Linked DNA regions of Homo sapiens: region 1 is linked to region 2. Evidence: chromatin loops called from intact Hi-C (ENCODE). Cell type or tissue: endothelial cell of umbilical vein. All regions are shown on one strand. Links, peaks and the distances in the headings refer to the core of each region. The heading gives the core; the rest is flanking DNA. Region 1 overlaps GPR158 (G protein-coupled receptor 158). Region 2 overlaps LINC00836 (long intergenic non-protein coding RNA 836).

Region 1 (12,599 bases), core at 3,061-11,060, 160 kb after region 2:
ACTCACTAGCAACAGAGCACTCCTGCTGCAGCACACCTTCTGCGGGGAGGTGGGGCAAGGACGCTTAGCTGCAGATACTTCAAAAGGCTGTCAGATGGGCCTCCTGCCTTTCCAGTGTCCAGTCAGGTGTGAGGTCCTGTGGATTCTACATCCGTAATAATATTTTATCGCTACAGGTCATTTTGAGCTGCTCTTACACTTCACAGAAACAGAATCAAAGAGTGTGTGTTCCTTTGTGAGACTGAGTGACTACCGCCTTCTTGGTGCCGTAACCAGATTCACGCTGGCATTAAAATATGCCCACATATTGGGAAAGCCCTTGGAGTTCTGTGTTTGTTTTTTTAATAACACTTTTCACTTTTCTCATGTATTATCTTATTGAAGAAGCCACACAGTTACTGTTCCACTTCAGCTCATGAGGAGACCATCTCAGAAGTATAAGGACGACAAAGATCTTCAGCTGCCACCCATCTCCCGCCTCCCCACCTACAACCTATAAGAAGCAGAAGGGCTGAGGAGGCAAAAGGGGGAGAGGATGAGTCTAGACATTTTCAGTGGTGACAAACTAAAGCAGTAAGATACGAAAGGCCAGTAGGTTTTAATTTTCCTAATCAAACGGATGGAAAAGTGAGACAAAAATATATGAAAACAATTGTTGGTTGCTTGGCAGTTGTTAGGGGAGCAAGAGAAAAATATGGGCAGAACGGGGCAGGTCTAGGCACTGGAACCAAGGCCTGCTACTCAAAACAGAGGGAAACTTGAAAGTGAAAGATCAGGCCATGGTCCCAGTGGCCAGGAATGAAAAAGGCTGTCGTGAGAGTGACTTTTCTCAGGCCAAGGCATAGTATTCCTGTTTCCTTTAACCCCATCTCAATCTTCACATCTAAGTGATTTGGGTGTTCATGTGTCTCACCACAATTTCTTGGCATTGTTTTTTATTAGTAACCTTTATATTGCGCTTTTATCTTGTACTTGTATCTGAGAGTAAAATAATGAAGCACAAGTAAAGGCAATATCTGAGTAACGGGGGCAACCTCCAATCCAACTTGCCACTCCCCGATCCCTGCAATGAGAGGCTTCCAAAAGATGCTTTTTGATAAGAAGTCTTTCTATGAATTCCAAATTATTCACTTTATCTTTTATGTCCATTGATTTGTATATACTCTCAAATTGATTTTTTTTTTGAGGAGTCTCGCTCTGTCACCGAGGCTGGAGTGCAATGGTGCAATCTCGGCTTACTGCTACCTCCGCCTCCCGAGTTCAAGTGATTCTCCTGCCTCAGCCTCCTGAGTAGCTGGGATTACAGGTGCCCGCCACCACGCCCGGCTAATTTTTTGTATTTTTAGTACAGACAGGGTTTCACCGTGTTAGCAGGACGGTCTGGATCTCCTGACCTCGTGATCCGCCTGCCTCAGCCTCCTAAAGTGCTGGGATTACACGCGTGAGCCACCATGCCTGGCCGTATGCTCTCAAATTGTTGCCTAACCTGGTTGTTACTTCCTCCCATATATTTATCCAGTTGTTTCAGCACCGTTCGTTGAAAAGACTTTACTTTCCCTGTTGAATTACCTTGAAACTTCCATAACAAGTCAATTGACAGTATATGTGTAGATATATTTCTGGTTGCTTTATTTTGTCCCATTGATCTATTTCTCTCTCCTTAGGCCAATTAACACTGTATTAAGTCCTGTAACTTTAGAGTAATTTTTGAAATTCCATAGTATAAATCCTCTAGCTTTGTTCTTTTAAAACACTGACTTAGCTAGTTTGCATCATTTATTTTCTATATAAATTTTAGACTAAACTTGTAAATTACTAAAAGAAAAGCCCGCTGGGGTTTTGATTACAATTACAATGATTCTACAGAACAATTTGAAGAGAACTGACACCACTTAATTCATGAACATCATGTGTTTCTCTATTTAGGTTTCCTTTATATTCTCTTAACACTATATTCTAGTTGTCAGTGTAGATTTCTTGCACATTTTTTAATAAATCTACTTGTATGTATTTAGTGCTTTTAGGTACTATTGTAAATGTAATTTTAAAATATTCATTCTCCAGTTGTTTGCTACTGTATATAGGAATATCCTAGAACCCTGACAAATTCACTTATTAATTCTAACACTGAAGATTTCTTCAGGTTTTTTAATGTACCCAATTATGTTGTATGTATATTTTAAAAATATTTTAGTGCTTCCCATCTAATGCTTGGATCTCTCTCTATATATCTATATATATATAGATCCAATTTTCTAATACTTTGTTAAGGAATTTTGATAATTTTAATTCTATGTTCATAAGGGGTATTGTTTGTCATGTTCTTTTCTAATTATATCTTGGTCAGGTTTTAGGGTCAGTATGGTAGTATGAGCTGATATCAGGATATTGGAACAATATGAATTGGGGCGTATTTCCTTTTCCTCTATTTTCTGAAAGAGTTAAGATTGACACTATTCCATTCTTAAATGTGTAATAGAAATAGCTAAAGATATCTTTGTCTATAGCTTTATTTCTGAGAAGTCTTTTCATTATAAATTTATTTATATGAAAATGTGTATTCAAATTTCCTATCTCTTCTGTCAATTTTAGTAAGTTGTATTTTTCAAAAAGATTGTCCATTTCATCCAAGTTGTGGACTTTGTTGGCATCAAGTTTTATTGTAATACCAGCTTATTATCCTTTTAATCTCTGCAGGATCTCTAGCAATATTTTCTTTTTCATTCCTGATACTGGTAATTTGTGTATTCCATTTTTTTCTTGATCAGTCTTGCCAGAGGTTTATCAACTTTATAACTTAAAAAATAACAGCTTTTGGGTTTCTCTATTATATGTCTGATTTCAAGTAGATTCTTACTTTATTTTTTCCCTTATTCTACTTGTTTGGGGTTTGATTTGTTCTTTCTCTAGATGCATAGGGTAGAATCATAGTTCATATTTTTTCTAATGTTAGCATTTAATTCTGTAAAGTTCCCTATAAACACTGCTTTGGCTGCATCCTACTAATTTTGATATCTCACATTTTCACTATCATTCCATTTGAAATATTTCTAATTTCCATTTTCTTGTTTTACACGCTAATTGTTTAAAAATTGTTTAATTTCCAAATATTTGGGGCTTTTAAGTTAACATATCATTGATTACTAATTTAATTCAAATTGAAGTCATAGGATATTCTTTTTTTATCTCCATTTTAAAAAGTTTATAGGGATTCATTTTATGGTATACCATATGGTTATCTTGGTGAACATTTCATACGTACTTTAAAAAAATGTGTAGTTTTGTGTATATCAATTAGTTCATCTTTTTAAGTCTATACCACTTGTACAGTTTTGTTATTTATCATCATTATTTTGCACAAAGGTGTAAAAATCTCTGACTTGACTGTGAATTCATCTATCCTTTTAGCTCTGTCTTATCTTTTCCTTTATGCATTTTGAAGCTCTATTATTATGTGCATATATGTTTAGAATTGTCATGGCTTCCTGATGAATTGAGTTTTATCATCATGATAACATGTCCCTCTTTTTTTCTGTGAATATCTCCTTTCTTGAAGTCTATTTTGTCTGATATTAATATAACCATTCCAATTTTCTTATGACTGTATCTTTTGCAATCATGTTACTTTTATCTTATCTATACATTGTACAGCATATAGCTGGGGCTTGCTTTTTTGCCAGTCTGGTAATCTTTGCCCAATTGCTTCCCAGCCTGTGAGTGGGCTTCCAAAGCCCTGAGTCTCTCTGCAAGCCAGTCCATCAATCTTACTTCACTGGGGTTGTTTCTTGATTGTCTGGCATCTGTGGACCAGCTCTGCCTATGTAACTCAGCAAATTCCTCTGCCATCCAGTGGGCTGCAAACATACCTTCTGCAACAAGGTCTGAACCCCAGCTTTACAGAGGAAGCCTCTTTCCAAGTTTATCCTTTCTTGAGCATGCTCCTTCAGCCTTATATTATTGAGTTCTCTTTATATCTTTACAGTTATTGCCCTATCATAGTTTAACAACTCCTTACATAAACCCACTATCCAAATTACTGTACAGTTTCTGTCTCTTGATTGGATCCAGATGAGTACATCCGCCTCCTGTGGCCCCCTCCTTTTCATAATTTACCCCCTCAATTTCCAGCTTCTCTAGCAGGATCAAACTCTATCCTCTGACATCTTAAGACAAACAGATTGCAGCTTTTTGCTTAAGTGCTAGTCTTCACACACTACATAAACTGGGAGCGCCCTCTGCAAAAGAGTAGGTAATGTAGCCCCCTACCTAGTGCAGTTCCTTTATTAAAGGATTAAATCCCTTCTAGTTTCTGCCTGCTTTTGATAGTTTTTCAGTTTTTTCAAATAATTGTGTTTTTATATATTTTCCAGAGTTGTATCTGCTGGAAGGTCAATTCAACATAACTGCTCAGTTATTAGAACCAGAATTGCTATGACTTTTTTTTTTTTTTTTTTTTTTTTTTTTAGACAAAATTGGACTGTCGCCCAGGCTGGAGTGCAGTGGCAACGATCTTGGCTCACTACAACCTCTGCCTCCCAGGTTCAAGCAACTCTCCTGCCTCAGCCTCCCAAGTAGCTAGGTTTACAAGCACATGCCACCACATCTGGCTAATTTTTGTATTTTAGTAGAGATGGGGTTTCATCATGTTGGCCAGGCTGGTCTCGAACTCCTGACCTCAGGTGATCCACCCACTTCAGCCTCCCAAAGTGCTGGGATTACAGAAGAGAGCCACCGTGCCTGGCCCTACTATGACTTTTATAAATAGCTTTATTGCAGTGTAATTCATATATCATTCATTCATTTGAAGTATAGTCACAGAGTTGTACAATTACCACAATCAATTTTTGAACATTTCCCCACCTCAAAAATGAACCCCATAATGATTAGCAGTCATTCCCCCATTCTTCCCCTGCCACAGGCAGCCACTGACTAGTCTACTTTCTGTCTTTATAAATGTGCTAATTCTGGACAATTCAAGTAATGGAATCATGCAATCCATGGTCTTTTTTGATTGCTTTTTTTGATTTAGCACAATGTTTTCAAAGTTCATCCATACAATGTAGAGTACCATACAATGTATGCTACTGATATACTGTAGCATGTATCACTACTTCTTTCCTTTTTATTAATAATATTCCACTGTATAGATATAATACATTGTGTTTATCCATTCATCAGTTAATGAACATGCGAATTGCTTCCACTTTTGAGCTATTATGAATTATGTAGCTACGAAGATTCATGTGTAAGTGTTTTTGTGGACATATGCTTTCATTTCCCTTGGTTATATACTTAGGAATGGCATTGCTGAGTCATATGGTAACTCTGCTTAACATTTTGAGAAAATTTTCAACTGTTTTAGAGAGTGACTGCACCATTTTACATTCCTACCAGCAATGGATGATGTTTCCAATTTCTCTACCTCCTCGCCAACACTCATTGCCTATCTTTTTTATCTATCTTTTTTATTACAGCCATCCTTGTGGGTGTGAAGTGTTATCACATTGTGGTTTTGATTTGCATTTCCCTAATGAGAAATGATGCTGATCATCTTTTCATATGCTTATTGGCTATCTGTATATATTCTCCAGAGAACTGTCTATTCAGATCCTTTGTCTATTTAGTTGGGTGAATTGTCTTTTTATTATTGAGTTGTAATATTCTGGATATAAGTCCCTTATCAGACATATGACATACAAATATTGTCTCTTATTCTGTGTGCTTTCTTTTAACTTTCTTGGTAGTATAACTTGCAACATAGTTTTTGACTTTGATAAAGATCAACTATGTATTTCATCTTTTGTCACTTGTGATTTTGGTGTCATATCTAAGAAACCATTGCTTACCCCAAGGTCATAAAAATTTATATCTATGTTTCCTTCTAAAAGTTCTACAGTTTTGGCTCTTCCATTTAGGACTCTGAGCTGTTTTGAGTTAAATTTTATATGTGGTATGAACTAGGGATCCAACTCATTATTCTGCTTATGGATATCCAGTTCTTCTAGCATCATTTATTCAAAAGACTATTCTTTCCCCATTGAACATTCTTCACATGCTTATCAATTGACCACAAATGGAAAGATGTATTTTGGAACTCTCTAAATTTTATTCCATTGATCTTCATGTCTGTCTTATCTCAGTACCACATTATCTTGATCAGCACAGCTTTGTAGTAAGTTTGGTGGAAGTAAGGGAGTATGAGTCTTCCAATTTTGTTCTGCTTTTTGAAATTATTTTAGATATTCTGGGCCCCTTGCGTGTCCATATACATTTTAGAACGAGCTTGGAAATTTTAACAAAAAGATAGCTGGGTTTTCATAGGCTTGCACTGGATCTGTGGATCAATCTGGGGAGTACTGCTAACCTATTCAGTTTTCTAATCCATGAGTTCCATTTATGTAGTTCTTGAACGCCTTTTAATGATGTTTTGTAGTTTTCATTGTATAGTCTTGCACTTCTTTTATTAGATTTGTAAATATTTTATTCTTTTTCTAATGGAATTGTTTCATTAATTTCATTTTAGGATTGTTCATTGCTGGTATAAGAAAATTAAATTGCTTTTATATTCTGATCTCGTATTCTGCAACTTTGCTGAACTTATTAGTTCTAAAGATCTTTTTTTTGTGCATTCCTTAGAGTTTTCTCTCTATAAGATCGTTTCATCTGCAAATAGAGACAGTTTTACTTCTTCCTTTCTAAAGTAAAAGCCTTTTTTTTCTTCTTCTTCATTTTCTTGCCTAATTGCTGTGGCTAGAATCTCCAGCACAATGTTGAATAGAAGTTGTAACAGTATAAATCATTGTGTGATTCCTGATCTTAGAGGAGTATTCTACAGATGTCTGCTAGGTCTAGTTGGTTTATACTGTTTCCTTGTTGATCTTCTGTTTAGGTGTTCTATTCATTACAAAAAGTAGGGTACCGAAGTCTCCAAATATTTTGATTAAATTGTCTATTTCTCAGCTACACAGCTTTCTGTAGCAGAAAAACATTAGAATTCGAGGAGTCCAGCTACTGACCAAAACCTATGTCTGATTTTTCAGGCCCAACCACAGGCAATTATAAAAACTTTACCTGGCAAACCTTTTACGGGAACTCTGTCCTCCCCACCTGGTGCACAGTCTTGATGTACTGCAGTTGCTAGAGGGGGCTGCAGTCAAGGACTCAGGCTCCCTGGCTAGCCATGCTCTTACTCATGTCGCATTCCTAGCAGAGCTGTCTCCATCCAAGCCATCCAAGAGTTCTTCCACACAGAGGACCTTAAAGATGTTTTCTTCACTCTGACTCAGTACTCTTCCATTTCTAGCCCTTCTCCCAACCCCTGGATCCACAGGACTTCAGGAGCCTTTTGTTCAGGGCTCCCACTGCAGTGAGACATTCCCCATGCCTGTGTTGACCCATCTGACCCTTGTGCATGGTGCCATCCCATGGGGAAAAATGGAACAGCAGGGAAGACAGCACTTTCTTCAGTTCAGCCTCTTGCTTATACTAAGTGATGAAGGGCTTGACTGTTTCTTCCATTTCGGCTTGTTGCCTTAACCAGTTACTCTGACATCTAGCAGCTCAGCTTCTCCAGTTCAGCTCAGCTCTTGAAAGTACTTTTAAATACAATTTTACTTTTTTTAAGTTTAAAAAAAATAGAAATTGAGATTAATATAACCTTGACATCTGCACACCACACAAATTAATACGTGTATAAATTTTGTTACAATCACTATGGGTCTTTAAAAAACTGAAAACTTTACCCATATTAAGGAGAAGCTTCCTAATTCCCCTTCACAGTCCCATGTCTTCTACTTTCTCTAGAGGCAAGCACTAAAAAGTCTGACATAAAGCCATCCAGTACATGTTTTCTATGTTTGTTCCATTTATATGTATCCATAAATAATATATAAGCGTATTTTGTGAGTTTTCAAACTTGTATGTAAGTAGTCAATTGTGTTTCAGCCTTCTGCAACTCACAGGTCTGTCTTTATAGTGAATTCAATTACATAAATGCAATTTCCTCCAAGGCAAAGTCAAATCCAGATCCCTTTTCTCATTAGTCATTTCCCCCCAACATCTATATCTCATTACCAAAGCCAAAGAGAATTTGATGGAAGTTGGCATTGCCATCAACAGGGTTACAAGGGAAAAGGAGGCCATGACTCTGCTGGAATATCTCTCTTTATAAAAAAGTAAGCCTACAATTTCCTTGAAAACAGGACTCAGATGGATGTCCAGAGCTTTTTAAAAGCAGGCGATTTATTACATTCCCTGACCATGCCAAGCACTGGGAGGGTAACGGGGTTAACAGGAACTAGCTGAAAACGTGGATCTAAATATTTTGGGGAATTTCTCTAAAACTGCCAAGAAATGACAGAAGTGAGAAGTGCTGTTGAGAATACCTATGTCAATACTCTTAACTTACATAGTAAGAAGCTGAGACCCCAAAAGACTAAGTGACTTGTGCTAGGTCACACAACTGGCTACACCAGAATTATAACTCAGTTCTGATCCCTTGTTCTCTGCTTTTTACCCTAATTACTGGTTATTAAACTGGCCTCTGTGGAGACATCTCAGAGGTTATTTATGACAGTCAAAAGAGAAGATCAAGCAAGTGAGTTTCTGGGCCCTTATCTCCTTTCACCCACAGTGCCTCAACTCTGAAAAATTATCATCTTCTTATTGTCTATGTAGGATTCAATGACTACTCCTTCAATACCTTTTGGCAGCAGTTTTCATATAAACTAATATCTGTAGGATTTTTTTCTGCCATTGCTTTCATACCATCAGCAAGATAACAGTCTACTAAAGTCATTTGATGTGTGCTGCATTAGCATGGCCCATGTGCAAGGATGACACACAAATTCATGAAGCGTTCCATGTTTTACTGACCAGCAGCTCTTTCACCCCAGATCTTCCCTCTGACATAGTCTACCAAATGAGAAGAAACTAGAAAAACAATTCTGGTAATATGACAATACAAGGTTCTTTAATGCCCCCAAAAGATCACACTGGCTCACCAGCAATGGATCCAAACCAAGAAGAAATCTCTAAGTTGCCAGAAAAAGAATTCAGGAGGTCAACTATTAAGCTAATCAAGGAGGCACCAGACAAAGGTGAAGTCAAACTTAAATCAATAATATGATGCAAGTTAGGAAGGAAAAAAATCTTCAGTGAAATAGATAACAATAGAGGAGGGAGGAGCCAAGATGGCCGAATAGGAACAGCTCCGGCCTACAGCTCCCAGCGTGAGCGACGCAGAAGACGGGTGATTTCTGCATTTCCATCTGAGGTACCGGGTTCATCTCACTAGGGAGTGCCAGACAGTGGGCGCAGGCCAGTGGGTGCGTGCACCGTGCGCGAGCCGAAGCAGGGCGAGGCATTGCCTCACCTGGGAAGCGCAAGGGGTCAGGGAGTTTCCTTTCCGAGTCAAAGAAAGGGGTGACGGATGCACCTGGAAAATCGGGTCACTCCCGCCCGAATACTGCGCTTTTCCGACGGGCTTAGGAAATGGCGCACCACGAGACTATATCCCACACCTGGCTCGGAGGGTCCTACGCCCACAGAGTCTCGCTGATTGCTAGCACAGCAGTCTGAGATCAAACTGCAAGGCGCCAGCGAGGCTGGGGGAGGGGCGCCCGCCATTGCCCAGGCTTGCTTAGGTAAACAAAGAAGCCGGGAAGCTCCAACTGGGCGGAGCCCACCACAGCTCAAGGAGGCCTGCCTGCCTCTGTAGGCTCCACCTCTGGGGGCAGGGCACAGACAAACAAAAAGACAGCAGTAACCTCTGCTGTCCCTGTCTGACAGCTTTGAAGAGAGCAGTGGTTCTCCCAGCACGCAGCTGCAGATCTGAGAACGGGCAGACTGCCTCCTCAAGCGGGTCCCTGACCCCTGACCCCCGAGCAGCCTAACTGGGAGGCACCCCCCAGCAGGGGCACACTGACACCTCACACGGCAGGGTATTCCAACAGACCTGCAGCTGAGGGTCCTGTCTGTTAGAAGGAAAACTAACAAACAGAAAGGACATCCACACTGAAAACCCATCTGTACATCACCATCATCAAAGACCAAAAGTAGATAAAACCACAAAGATGGGGAAAAAACAGAACAGAAAAACTGGAAACTCTAAAACGCAGAACGCCTCTCCTCCTCCAAAGGAACGCAGTTCCTCACCAGCAACAGAACAAAGCTGGATGGAGAATGACTTTGACGAGCTGAGAGAAGAAGGCTTCAGATGATCAAATTACTCTGAGCTACGGGAGGACATTCAAACCAAAGGCAAAGAAGTTGAAAACTTTGAAAAAAATTTAGAAGAATGTATAACTAGAATAACCAATACAGAGAAGTGCTTAAAGGAGCTGATGGAGCTGAAAACCAAGGCTCGAGAACTACGTGAAGAATGCAGAAGCCTCAGGAGCCGATGCGATCAACTGGAAGAAAGGGTATCAGCAATGGAAGATGAAATGAATGAAATGAAGCGAGAAGGGAAGTTTAGAGAAAAAAGAATAAAAAGAAATGAGCAAAGCCTCCAAGAAATATGGGACTATGTGAAAAGACCAAATCTACGTCTGATTGGTGTACCTGAAAGTGATGCGGAGAATGGAACCAAGTTGGAAAACACTCTGCAGGATATTATCCAGGAGAACTTCCCCAATCTAGCAAGGCAGGCCAACGTTCAGATTCAGGAAATACAGAGAACGCCACAAAGATACTCCTCGAGAGGAGCAACTCCAAGACACATAATTGTCAGATTCACCAAAGTTGAAATGAAGGAAAAAATGTTAAGGGCAGCCAGAGAGAAAGGTCGGGTTACCCTCAAAGGGAAGCCCATCAGACTAACAGCGGATCTCTCAGCAGAAACCCTACAAGCCAGAAGAGAGTGGGGGCCAATATTCAACATTCTTAAAGAAAAGAATTTTCAACCCAGAATTTCATATCCAGCCAAGCTAAGCTTCGTAAGTGAAGGAGAAATAAAATACTTTACAGACAAGCAAATGCTGAGAGATTTTGTCACCACCAGGCCTGCCCTAAAAGAGCTCCTGAAGGAAGCGCTAAACATGGAAAGGAACAACCGGTACCAGCTGCTGCAAAATCATGCCAAAATGTAAAGACCATCGAGACTAGGAAGAAACTGCATCAACTAACGAGCAAAATCACCAGCTAACATCATAATGACAGGATCAAATTCACACATAACAATATTAACTTTAAATGTAAATGGACTAAATTCTCCAATTAAAAGACACAGACTGGCAAATTGGATAAAGAGTCAAGACCCACCAGTGTGCTGTATTCAGGAAACCCATCTCACGTGCAGAGACACACATAGGCTCAAAATAAAAGGATGGAGGAAGATCTACCAAGCAAATGGAAAACAAAAAAAGGCAGGGGTTGCAATCCTACTCTCTGATAAAACAGACTTTAAACCAACAAAGATCAAAAGAGACAAAGAAGGCCATTACATAATGGTAAAGGGATCAATTCAACAAGAGGAGCTAACTATCCTAAATATTTATGCACCCAATACAGGAGCACCCAGATTCATAAAGCAAGTCCTGAGTGACCTACAAAGAGACTTAGACTCCCACACATTAATAATGGGAGACTTTAACACCCCACTGTCAACATTAGACAGATCAACGAGACAGAAAGTCAACAAGGATACCCAGGAATTGAACTCAGCTCTGCACCAAGCGGACCTAATAGACATCTACAGAACTCTCCACCCCAAATCAACAGAATATACATTTTTTTCAGCACCACACCACACCTATTCCAAAATTGACCACATACTTGGAAGTAAAGCTCTCCTCAGCAAATGTAAAAGAACAGAAATTATAACAAACTATCTCTCAGACCACAGTGCAATCAAACTAGAACTCAGGATTAAGAATCTCACTCAAAGCCACTCAACTACATGGAAACTGAACAACCTGCTCCTGAATGACTACTGGGTACATAACGAAATGAAGGCAGAAATAAAGATGTTCTTTGAAACCAATGAGAACAAAGACACCACATACCAGAATCTCTGGGACGCATTCAAAGCAGTGTGTAGAGGGAAATTTATAGCACTAAATGCCCACAAGAGAAAGCAGGAAAGATCTAAAATTGACACCCGAACAACACAATTAAAAGAACTAGAAAAGCAAGAGCAAACACATTCAAAAGCTAGCAGAAGGCAAGAAATAACTAAAATCAGAGCAGAACTGAAGGAAATAGAGACACAAAAAACCCTTCAAAAAATCAATGAATCCAGGAGCTGGTTTTTTGAAAGGATCAACAAAATTGATAGGCCGCTAGCAAGACTAATAAAGAAAAAAAGAGAGAAGAATCAAATAGACACAATAAAAAATGATAAAGGGGATATCACCACCAATCCCACAGAAATACAAACTACCATCAGAGAATACTACAAACACCTCTACACAAATAAACTAGAATATCTAGAAGAAATGGATACATTCCTCGACACATACACTCTCCCAAGACTAAACCAGGAAGAAGTTGAATCTCTGAATAGACCAATAACAGGAGCTGAAATTGTGGCAATAATCAATAGTTTACCAACCAAAAAGAGTCCAGGACCAGATGGATTCACAGCCGAATTCTACCAG
Region 2 (12,599 bases), core at 2,115-10,114:
TGTTTAAAATGCCTATTTCGAGGCAGAGACACTGAGTCTGAACGCCTGCGGATGGGTTCTAAAATCTGCTTTGATAGCAAAGTCCTCATGAGATGCTCTCACCAAAGCGTGAGATCCAGTGGTCTGTGAAGTCCTATGAAAGAATGGATACAAGAGAAATGCAGATTACTATATTCCCTCCAAGGCTTCACTTCCCTGTTTTGATGGAGAGATAGCATGTCACCTAGAATAATGCAGGAAAAAATCACTAGAACCAAATGATACCATGCAAACAAAACACATCAGTGGTGATGTATTGTGATTATGATCAGCCCTTCTTTACACAAATTTTAAGAGACTCCAAGTCTCCTGGGTTTACACAACCAGTGTTATAATTGGACAGCCGGGCTCTTTGTCATTTCCCAGGCTCTCAAAATTAGATAATTTAAAAAACATCCACAGCAGCAGAAACCACAGCAATAAAACTAATGGCAATTTTCTTTCCTTCTGAGAAGAGTTCCCTGTCTTTGGGTCTTCTGTTTAACCCTATGTGGGGTTTTATCTAACAAGCATGCAAGACCTGGAGATCTTGCATGAACCTAACAACAGAGACTCCCAGACTCTAGGTGAGCCCAGTGATGATGAAGCAATCCTCAGGGGAGTCTGGAACTTGGGCCTGGGTGTTCAAGTCACCCATGCTTCAAAGTAATTGATAATTATTTTTACCTATTCTTTCATTCCAAAATATTTACCAATGGTATATGGGGTTATTATAACGATATACATTATCGTCATCATTGCTAACTTCTTTGGACATTTACTATGTATCTGGTTCTGTTGCCATTTATGTTGTTAACTCATTTAAACATCACTGCAACTCACTGAGGAAGGTACTGTTGTTATCATCCCCCATTTATAGAAGAAGAACACACAGCACAGAAAGCTACTACATAGATGCTGAAGTAATAAATCAAATTGAGTCAAGGCACTTACATAATGGGAAAAAACCCCACAATTTCCATAGAAGAAAATCATTTCAAGTTATTTTGGACCAAGGACAAAAAGGGTTCAGACAGGGGAATTATGGAGAGATGAACATTTAAGCTGGATATTAAAATTTTATAGGAATTATAGACTCAGAAATGATGTGTGGAGAAAAAAATGGGCTGTGAGGAGGAGGGGGAAGGCATCCCAGGCAGAAAAATCCTCAACAGTGTATCCATGCAAAAATGAGCATCTGGACCCTTGAGTGGGACGCACCAGTGCCCACCAGGATTTGGGGTTTCAAGGGTATTACACTTTGCTGGACTTGAGGCCTTGCCTTGAACTCTTGAGTTTCTCTGTTCACCAGTGGGATCAGTTGGTTAGTCCCGATTCCCAAATTAGCCTGGACATTGACCACAAAGCATAGGAACAAGATTTTAGTAAAAGTTTTTAAATACCATATGTTATACAGTAAATTAACTCAGGAGTGGGGTCCATACCTCTGCTTCTGGGCCCTAGAACAGGATTTGAAGCTCTACCTTCTGGGCGATGTCTTCAAGTCTCCTGTTACCCAGAGAAAGAGAGCAGCAGAGCTCAGAAACCCAGCACGGCAGGGCTGCAGATCGAAATGCCTCCTCTTCCGACAGTATTTTCACGCACCCTCAAGATTAAGAATCCCTGCTTTTTTTTTTTTTTTTTTTTTTTTTTTTTTTTTTTTTTTTTTTGCTAACTGCACTGTTTCTTTTCTCTCTTGGTTTCATTTTTGATCTGAAACAAACAAACATTGGATCCTGTGAGAACCAGCTAAGTTGCTGCTCTGTCCTTTGGGTTGAGAAAGCTGGGGAGAAATTCACTGAAGACTAATTTAAATCATTTCCCACTTTAGACCCTCACTGAAGAGTATTAGAAACATCTAGGTTGAGAAAGATTTGTATCCTTTCATCATAAAGAATAGCTTCTTCACTTTATACTTGTTAGGAAAAAAATTTCTCTGGAATGCAAATAACAGAATCCTACATAGAAATAGGATTAAAGAGTGAGACAGGGTAGGGTGGGGTGGGCTACAGGGTGGAAATGTGTGTGTTAGGAGAGAGAAAGGAGGGGGATAAAATATTATCCATAAAGTTGGGCTCTCCATCTGGGGCTGATGGAAGAAGAAATTTGCCTACCTTCATTGTGTAGGATTTGAAGTCCTGGTACCCAAAGGCAAAGCATCTTTGTGGGGTGTGTTCCATATCATTAACCCTGGTCATGCATGGCATTTTTCCTGGAGATAATTTCCTCTCCTAGTCTATCAATGTCAAAAATGAAATATTTAGAGTCTGTAGCTGTTCTACAAGAAAGCTACATGAAACATTGTAGCTTCTTAAGTTAAATGACTGATCACCCTCAATCACGTAATTCAGGCCCCACATGGGGAGGGGGTGGCTAACTACACAGCCTTGTTATCTATGTAATTCCTGATTTCCTTTCTTCCTACTTTCTTCTTTCTTTATGCAATGTAAGCTATAAGTACCTGGGGTAATATTAAGGTTTTACTGGGAGTATAAAATAAGAGTATGTGGACATGCAAAAGCCAAGCTCAACCATATGTAAACAAAGTCATCCTAAGTTATATTTGATAAAAGGGTGGATATAGACTATGAATGCCAAAGTTCAGAGACCAGGACAAAGCTAAGGAAGGGAATGGCCTTTAGCGGGTGCTCAAGATGGGAGGTTGGTTGAGACAAGGCTTGTGACAGGGCATCGACAACAGTCTGGGGGAGGATGCAGGGGCCTTCCAGCAGGGAGGCAGCCAACCACATCAAGGTGCATCCCCACAGGTCAGTGCGCATCCCGCGGATTCATGCCATTGTGTGCACTTGGTTTTCCACTATGCTTTCACTTCCAACAGCCAGCACCTGTACCTCTTTGAGTCCTGTGCCTGGGCCAGTGCCGACTTGGGTGAAGGTTGCCAGAGTCTGCTTTCTGCACACATGGGTGACTCTTATCCAGTGGCTCTGTGTGCTGGAGTATAAGTACTCCAGTTCTCTTACCCCTAATGGGACAGTTTGATGTGGGAACTGCTCTACCTTCAAAGCTCTCCTGTGAGGTTGAGCCAAACTCACCTTCCTGGAGACTTCACCTGGTAATTCAGCCTTGCTTACCTCACTTCCCATTCCTGTTCCACTTCCCCACTCACCTACCAGTTTTTCCTGGTAATACATTCTGAAAAATCACTTTCACGTGAATCCTTGTCTCAGAGTCCATGTGCTTCTAGGGAACCCAACCAGAATGCTTGGCAGGCATGTTCCAGTCAAGACAGGTGAGCCAGATTACTACAGCTCAGTGATATTAGCCTTGCAGATCATTTTTTCTCCTCCACACCCACACTTTCATTCCATGATCACCAAACAGCTTCCAACTATAAACCCTCTTTTCATGTGGCTTTTATACAAAGAGAGAAGGCAGAAAGAACATTTCTAGCTCACCTTGGCAGTTTTATTTCACAGTGTACATTTGGAGCTCTGGATTATGTATTAGTCTCTCAAGTGCCATCAATGCAACTCTGGCCCCAAGAGTCAGACCACGCCTGGGAAATTGACAAGTCATATTTTAAAACCTGCAAAAGCTGAGATATTTTAGAACCACATCAGGTGTCACCTTGAGAGAACTTGTTTGGAAACCACTTAGCTTTCCTTGGTAGTTTCTCTATTAGGTTGCTCTTTAGTCACCAGAAGCTGCAGTGTTGGAATCTCCTGGCCAGGTAGAGTTGAAAACGTGAATAGTAAATGTTTCCCTCATCTCCTTGAGAGGGGTCCTCTCCCTTATTGCTGTCATTTTAATGTTTGTCCCTTCCACAACTCATGCTGAAATTTAATTCTTATTGTAGGAGTATAAAGAGGTAAGACCCTTAAGAGGTGGTTAGGCCATAGGGCTCTACCTTCATGGGTGGAACTGGTACCTTATAAAAGGGCAAGTTCCACCCCATCTTGCCTTCTTGCCTTCCACCATGTGAGGATGCAGCACAGACGCTTGCACTTGCACCAGATGCTGGCACTTTGGTCTTGAACTTTCCAGCCTCCAGAACTGTGAGCCAATACATTTCTCTTTGTAATAAATTACCCAGTCTCAGCATTCTGTTAGAGAAGCACAAAATGAGCTTGGGCACCTATCTGAAAAGTGGGCAACTTATTCAGTCAGAATTTTTAGAGATAGACCCAAACACTGGGGTCAAGTTTCTTGGCTTGTGTGTTTTGTTTGTTTGTTTCTTTGCACCCTTTGCCTTCTCAGTTCAAGTGATCCTGGTGCCTCAGCCTCATGAGTAGCTGGGATTACAGACATGTGCCACTCTACACCTGGCTAATTTTTTGTATTTTCAGTAGAGACAGGGTTTTACCTTGTTGGCCAGGCTGGCCTCGAACTTCTGGTCTGAAGTGATCCTCCCACATCAGCCTCCCAAAGCACTGGGATTACAGGCATGAGCTGCTGCACCCAGCTTTTTGTTTGCTTTTTGAGACAAGGTCCTGCTCTGTGACTCAAGCTAGAGTGACAGTGATGTGTTCTCTGCTCACTGCAATCTCCACCCACTGGGGTCAAGCAATCCTCCCACCTCAGCCTCCCGGTAGCTGGGAAAGTTCCTTGGCTTATTGTGCAATTCAAAGAATCTCTTACTTACATTCTGTGAGCTCTAACCATTGTGTATTAAGAAGAGAAACACAAGTCTATTCTTGCGGACGCATTGAAAGTATGAAGTAAAAACACAAACACAGAAATCTGGAGCACTCTTGTCTTTGTCTCTCCACAACAGGCAGAATCCCAATCTAATCTTTTGCTTCTGTGCAAAATTAGTATATGGGAAGTTTTTTTTTTTTAAAGAAGGCTTAAATTTTGATTAATAAGTTCCCTCTAAGATCTTTAAAGTGATTGATTATAATGATTAAAAAGTGCTTATAAGTAGAGTCACACACTATGAACACAAAATAACCATATTACTATATTTTCCCAGATATACTTTGCTTCACAAGAATCTTAGTTGAGTGGAAGGTACTATAAGTTTCATTTAGTTTTTCTATTTCTATACAGAAGTGCCAAATTCCTGTGCAGCATTTAATTCCCTTGCTTTCCTCTTAAACATCCGTTACAAACTGGTGCTCAGGTGAGGTCATTCGCATGACTGAGAATGTGGGATCATCAGCTGTCAACTGTCAGTATAGAGAGACCAGCATTGAAGGAGGAAGCTGTTCTCAGCTATCGTGCTGAGCAAGGTCTCACCCTTTCTGACAAAGGTTTGAAATTTTGCTTTCTCGGCCTCTGCTTTTTGAGCTACAGAATTCATGAACAGGCAGCCGGCTTCCCCTTGCACTTCTGGGCTGGAACCACTGAGGGATGCTGCTGTATCGAGTTCCACCATGGAGATACAAAACTGAAAGTTGGGAAAAATCAGTGGCGATGAGATCACTCCCCTCTGTGTGTCTTTCCATTTCAGGGGACTGTTTTTCAGTGAAAACTCCAGACACTGACAACCATCATTCACAGCCTGCCTCTTTCAGAGCCAGGGCAGAGGCCAGGGCAGGTGGGAGAAATACTTTTCATTCTGCAAGGCTGCCTGTGCTGTGGAAAGAGATGCCAGAAATAGACCTGGGAAAAAGAGGAGAATGGGGACTTAGCAGATGCTTGGAGCCGTTTCTCTTGATAAATATATCTGTCCACTTCCCACTCTTGTCCGTGTCGCTGAAGGCCATTAGCACTCTATTTCTGTCTCTGCGGAGGCTCCGGGCCTGGCCCACCCTACCTCCCCTCCTGGAAGATGACCTCAAGAGGGCAGCACTCCTGGGATGAGGGTCTGACATCATGAATTATTTTTATCCCAGTGGATTGCAATATCATAACAGCACGTATCTTGTGCCAGAAAGTGGCCCCACTGCTGATAAAGAAGATACATTATTTCAAAGGTAAACTCCTTGATCTCAAAATGCCTCCCAAGGTATGCTATTTAAAGCCGTTGCAAAACGAGTAACAAAAATAGACACATCTTGAGTGTGGCCTGGAGAACAATGTAATATCTTCTCCAGTTTCCTAATCACCACAAGAAGGCCTTATGAAAAGACAGTCGTATGTCTAGATAAGGTAGGCAGCCACTTGGCTAGATTAGAATTGAGGGCCAAGAAAGGTGTCCTATCACTCCAGATCTATGCAAAGCTATCCTCTCTGCTTTCCTTACTCTAAAAAATTCTCTTACTGTGGATTCCTTTGGGTTCCATTGTGCTCTAAGAGGGGAAGCTGAATAACGCATGAAGCTGCAGCAACACCTAAGCATGATCCCTAACTGGAGAGCTGTGGATTTTAACGCAGTAAAAGGAAGAGAGTTCAAGGACAATGTGCACTAGAGGATCCAGCAAGAGGCCACTCAACAACTGGCAATATTTGGAGAAGGTTGGTGTAAGACCAGAAAATACCTGGAGCACCAAGCGGGCACAAAAGACAAACTTCAGGCAACAGAGCTTCATTAAGCTGTACCTTGTGAAATTCCCAGTTTGGTTGGCCAGAATTGGTCAAAAACCAGCTCTGGAGTCAAGCAATCCTGAAGATAAGTTGGACCTGACAGTAGTGGTGAGTGGCCCTCCTGCAATCCAGGACTGCCAGCTCTGGAACTCTTAGAATATAGTGCCTGTATTTATCAGCCCTCTCAGGCATCTGGGTGTCATCTTACATCCTTTAAACTCAGTGGGTTTTGGTGTCAATTATTCTTAGCCTCTTTTCTCTTTAACACACCTAACAGATGACACTTCCATGCAAGGCACCTTCATCAGTAATGTGGCCACAGTGTTGGCAGTTACACAACTAAAAGAGGTGAGAGTCTAGGCACATTTCCTGAGCTGCTCTAATTCCATCTTTCTTGTCAGGTTACCCTGTGGTGTGGAGAGAGAAACCGTTTAAGAACATCTGGTGTAGAAGATCAGGAATATGAAAGAGGCTTCAGGAACAAGGTTTTATTGGGAAAATTTATCAGCCTCTCTACTACAGATCAATAAAAACTGACATTAAAATCTAACTGGGTTGGGCTTAATCTGAAGGTTTCTGTGAGACAGAATCGTGGGTCTTGTCATCTGCATGGAGATTCGCTCAAATAGATGATGGTACAAAAGAAACACCCCTGGCCAGGCGCAGTGGTTCGTGCCTATAATCCCAGCAGTTTGGAAGGCCAAGGCCGGCAGGTGGTTTGGGCCCAGGAGTTCAAGACCAGCTTGGACAACATAAGGAGACCTCATCTCTACTAAAAATTAAAAAAAAAAAAATTAGCTGGGCATGGTAGCATGTGCCTGTGGTCCCAGCTACTTGGGAATCCCAGCTACATGGGAACTTGAGCCCAAGAGATTGAGGCTGCAGTGAGCCCTGATCGCACCACTGCACTCCAGCCTGGGTGACAGGGTGAGACTCTCTGTCTCAAACAAAAATCAAACAAAAGAAACACTCCAAGAAAAGAGCCAACTCTGGTTTATGACTCTGTACCCTTAGGTTGAATGCCAAGTTCATGGGAATCATCCGAGAAGCCGGGACAAGAGCTGCTGTTGATGGGAGGCTGTGAATTGTGCTTTTAGTGACTCGCTAAGCATAGAACACTGACACTCAGGGCACACTGGGTGCTGCAATTTCCAGAAGGGAAAGGAAATAAAAAGGGTTCACCTTCTATGTCTCAATTTTATCTCTTATTAACAGGAACAGCTGGATAGAGTACACAGATATGCTGCTGTGTGAGTCCCTGTGGAAAGGTACCTCCTGGGGATCACCAGCAGGAAAAGTCCCTCAAACACAGAAAGCTTGGAGGGGACTGATCCGACAGAGTCAAAGACACTTAGGCTGTTTCATGTTCAAACATTAGAGAATTTTTATAAAATCATATAGCAGAATTTAAGAATTTCTTAGAAAATAGATGGGATAGATACCAAACACCAAAATCCGATCACATTTATTATGACTTTTTCGTGCTTATTTCTCTCCTCTTTTCACTTACCAGTGAATAGCCACATAATTATCCTACTAAACCAATCCATAAGGCTTCCTGGGATTCAGCCCAGGGTTTTTAGCTCTAGGAAGCCTTCCTTTCAATTCTGACAAAGTGGTCATACCTCTTGGTGTTTTCATCGCTATTCAAATACACAGTATTGAAAACACAGATTGATATCCTGCCAGCCTCTCATTTGATCACCCCAAGGTGAACAGATTTATGAGCTGTGACTATAAGATAATGAGGACGCTTTTTATAAACTCTCTCTTAGAGTGATACCAACAGGGGCACCAACTATACTTTGAATAATAACCTCATCTTGAGAATAAATGTACAGGCTCCCACAGAGTCTATCTTGAAGGAAAAATTCATTTGTTTGCTTAAGTTGTGGTCTGTATACTCATATGTCAATTTTATTTCTCTAAATTTACAAATTTCTGGACCTTGATGAGCATAGATATCTTTGGGGAAATGAATACTACATATTGCATTTGAAAGACTTTGTAAGTTAGAGTTCAACTTCTCTTTGCAGAAAGTTTCTCATGTAATTAAATGCAGCGCATGAGGATTTTAGCCCTCTACACTAACTACAGTAGCTAAAACTAGAGTGTTAGAAATGGTACTTTTACGAGGCTCTTAAATGCAGGTACAACATTCAGAGTTTAGGAGCTGTCTTTGGAGCCGGGCACCCCTAGACTGGAGTGGAGCCATTCACCAGCATTGGCAGGACCAACCAGAGTTTAGGATTGCTTGTCTCCAGAGTTGATGATTTTTACCATTTCTGGCTTCCAAATAATGGCATTTCATATGATTCAACTTAATTTTAAGCTTCACTGCCTTAAGCTTATGCCTGTAATTATAACCATGAACCAATATTTAATTTTTGTAGGCAGGTTACTGTAGTTAGTGTAGTACTACAGAACAGAAGACATATCCATGATTTAAAAGTTCAGGAGCACACTGTATGTTTTTGAGTCATTAGTAAATGTCATAAAGTACAAATATCAAAGCTCAGGTCCAAAGTAACTTACATGTTCTGTAAAGGTCTGAGCAATGTGGATACATGATAATTTCCCTACCATAAAAAAACCCAAGAATTTTTCTCTCTGACCCCTCCTCCACACAGTGTTAAACTGGAGGCTGATGTTCATTTGACAATGAGCATGAAAGTGAAATGATGACTCCCAGATATAATTACAGAGAGTTACACACGACATGGTAAATGCCTTTCAAAACCATTTGGTCTGCAGAAATTCTATTTGGCTTACAGTGAGACGTCAATCCCATCAATTTTTATCTGTTGTTTATTTAAGTCTTCTTTACCCCACAAATTTTGTTTTGTTGAGTCATCTCCCAAAGCTGAGTGGAAATCAACTACCACCCAGGGAAAATATACTCAGATATCTCATGAATTTGCTTTGTTATACAGGCATCTTAAGGACAAACAGAAAGGAGAAGTCAATTGCAACTGGGCTCAGATTGAGTAATTGGTTTTAATTTTATTTATGCTCCAAGGAAACAACTTCATTTAAAAAACATGAGATCTTTTAGATTGTGTGGTACACTTTAATTTACTTCTAGTGAGATGATCATTTTTTTCCCAAATTAAAAAGACAACTTTTTACTTTTGTTATTGATCTCTGTACATGTGAATTGACTGGGTAACAAAGATAATTTTGAATCTCAAAATTTACTCTAATGCTTTCCAAACTTTTATTTTATTTATTTATTTATTTATTTATTTATTTATTTGAGACAGGCTCTTGTGCAGTGACATGATCATAGCTCTCTGTAGCATTGAACTCCTGGGCTCAAGCTATCCTCCCACCTAAGCCTCCCAAGTAGCTAAGACCAAAGGCATGCACCACCATGCCTGGCTAGGTTTTTATTTTTATTTTTATTTTTAATAGAGATGGGGTCTCCCTATGTTGCCCAGGCTGGTCTTGAATTCCTGGGCTCAAGCAATTCGCCTGTCTCAGCCTCCCAAAGTGCTGGATTATAGGCGTGAACCACTGTGCCAGCCACTCACCAAACTTTCTTAATGCACTGGAGAAATTCTTTAATAGATCACAGCATAATGTATACTTGGGATGAAATAATTATCAATGAGACCATTAACATTTCAAACAGTATTCTTGATAAAAGCACTTTTGGCGGCCTCTTTTTTTGGTCAGATTGATTATATGAAGATTGCTTTTATTGAAGATGTGGTTGGCAGAGGGATCGTGCAAAAACAAAGACAAATGGTAATGTCATTTTCTTCTTCACTTTTGCTGAAATTGTTAGCATTGTCATGGATGTATACATTTTTAGCAAAAATCTTTTCAAGTCAATTGTTTCTTTTGTAATGATCTATAATTAGATAAATATAATCCATAAATTCATTTCATTCAGCATGAATGCAAATTGCAATGCATCACTGTGCACTGAAAGATCACTGGGGCAGGGACCACCATCAGCTCCTACTTGTGAGATTCCCTTTCCTACTTTATAGGAAATTCCTGGAAATCCCTAGAAGATATCTAAATCATAGACTAATGAAGGCCCCAGCATCAGCTACTATTTTAAATACTGTAAAATAAATTTTCTATTTTCTGATAAAGAAAGCTGATAGAAGTAGAATACCAACATTTCTTCCTAAACTCAAATGAATGGTCCTATTAGATGACCAGCTCTCAAATGGTGATACCATGAGCCAATGGCATCAGAATTATTAGCAATAATTATTTTAAATGTAGATTTCCAGGATCTACTCTGGATGCATTTTTTTCAAGTCTTTTAATGAGCAATCCAACGAGTAATCGTCATTTAATAATAATACATACCGATCATATATTGTTTGACAGACACTTTTCTAAAGCTTTATGTGTATTAACTAATTTTTTTTCTTTTTTGGGGACAGGGTTGCCGAGGCTGGAGTGTAATGGTGCCATCAGGGCTCACTGTAGCCTCAACCTGCAGGGCTCAGGTAATTCTCTGGCCCCAGCCTTCTGAGTAGCTGGAACTAAAGGTGCATGCCACCATACCCGGCTAATTTTTGTATTTTTGTTGTTGTTGTAGAGATGGGGTTTCACCATGTTGCCCAGGCTGATCTTGAAGTCCTGGGCTCAAGTGATTTGCTCCCCTTGGCCTCCCAAAGTGTTGGAATTACAGGTGTAGGCCACCATGCCCAGCCTTGTATTAACTAATTTAATGTTTAGATCAACATTATGAGATATATACTGTTATTATGCCAGTTTCACAAGTGGAGAAATGGAGGCACAGAGAGGTTAAGTAACTTGTCCAAGGCTACATGCTATGAACTGGCTGTGAAGTTAATTTTCGTATTAACTTAACCAGGTCATGCAGTGCCCAGATTAAGCCTTATTTCTGGGTGTGTCTGTGGGGGTGCTCCAGATGAGATTAGCAGTAGCATCAGTGGACTCAGTAAAGCAGATGGCTCTGCCCAAGGCAGGTGGGCGCCATCCAGTCCACTGAGGGCCCAAAGAGCACAAAAGGCAGAGGGAGGAATAACTTGCCCCCTTTTATTTCTGCCTCACTATCTGAGCTGAGACATCTCATTCCACCTTTCCTGCCCTTAGACTGGGCTTAGCAGCAGTGGCTCCCCTGGCGCTTTGAACTGGGACTTAATTACACCACTGACTCTCCTGGATCTCCAGCTTGCAGACGGCAGATCATGGGATTCTAGGGCTCCATAATCATGCAGGCTGATTCCTCCTCATAAATCTCTCTCTCTCTATTAAACCGAATTACAGTTTTTGCCCTTAAAAGTAAAGGCAAAAATTGCAATTACTTTTGTACCAACCTAATATACATACATGCATGCACACATAGATAAATAGATGTGTGGGTAAGTCCTGTTGGTTCTGTTCTTTTAGAAAACTCCAACTAATACACTAGCAGAATGGGTTCAAAACACTCTTAGATAAATGAGTTCTCTAGATGATTCTTATGTGCACATTAGGTTTAAAACCACTGATTTACACTGTATTCTGAACGCCTTAAAACTGATACATAGGCCAGGTGCAGTGGCTTACACCTGTAATCCTAGAACTTTGGGACGCAAAGGCAGGTGGATTGCTTGAGTTCAAGAGTTTGAGACCAGCCTGGGCAACATGGAGAGACCCCATTACTACAAAAATATAAAAATTAGCCCAGCATGGTGGTGTGCATCTGTAATCCCAGCTACTCAAGAGGCTAAGGCAGGAGAATAGCTTGAACCCAGGAAGTGGAGGTTGCAGTGAGACGAGGTTGCACCACTGCACTCCAGCCTGGGTGACAGAGAGAGATTGTCTCTCAAAAATAAATAAATAAAATAAAATAAAAATAAATAAAAATTGAAAATAAAATAAAATAAAATTGAATATATATAAAGAACATTCTTGATTTCTTGTTTCTGGGTCAAGTTATTTGTAAGACCACAATAATATATAATTATTAAACTGAATACAGATTAGTCCCTATGTTCCATGAAAGAGAAAACAAAATATGCCAAAAGTACATGCAGTGTTTGATATATTCATTTAGTTAATATATACATAATGTCAATAGGTATGATCATAATTGCAGTTTTGGGGTTTTTTCCCATATAAGTTCTTTAACATAAAAGAGGTCACACTGCTGTCTGAACCCACGTGTCATTTATTAG

Evidence for each region. A loop is a pair of places that touch in the nucleus more often than their neighbours do. Peaks named below come from ENCODE experiments on the same cell type or tissue, not always from the same donor. Only the 100,000 strongest peaks of a DNase experiment are listed, where the experiment ranks them.
Region 1: it touches region 2 in a loop (16-fold over the local background); 3 of 110 quality-filtered maps call a loop at or near these places.

The regions. Positions count from the first base shown.
Region 1 is chr10:25,517,969-25,530,567 of GRCh38, reverse strand. The region is part of intron 5 of GPR158 (G protein-coupled receptor 158); the gene reads right to left. Among named protein-coding and RNA genes, the nearest start is that of LINC00836, 130 kb to the left of the region's middle. RefSeq lists a silencer at 1-42. In endothelial cell of umbilical vein, for the core only: a CTCF peak has its summit at 7,420; DNase peaks (open chromatin) are centred at 7,417 and 8,057.
Region 2 is chr10:25,675,505-25,688,103 of GRCh38, reverse strand. All of the region lies in intron 1 of LINC00836 (long intergenic non-protein coding RNA 836), which reads right to left. Among named protein-coding and RNA genes, the nearest start is that of LINC00836, 30 kb to the right of the region's middle. In endothelial cell of umbilical vein, for the core only: a CTCF peak has its summit at 5,321; no DNase peak of the experiment used is centred there.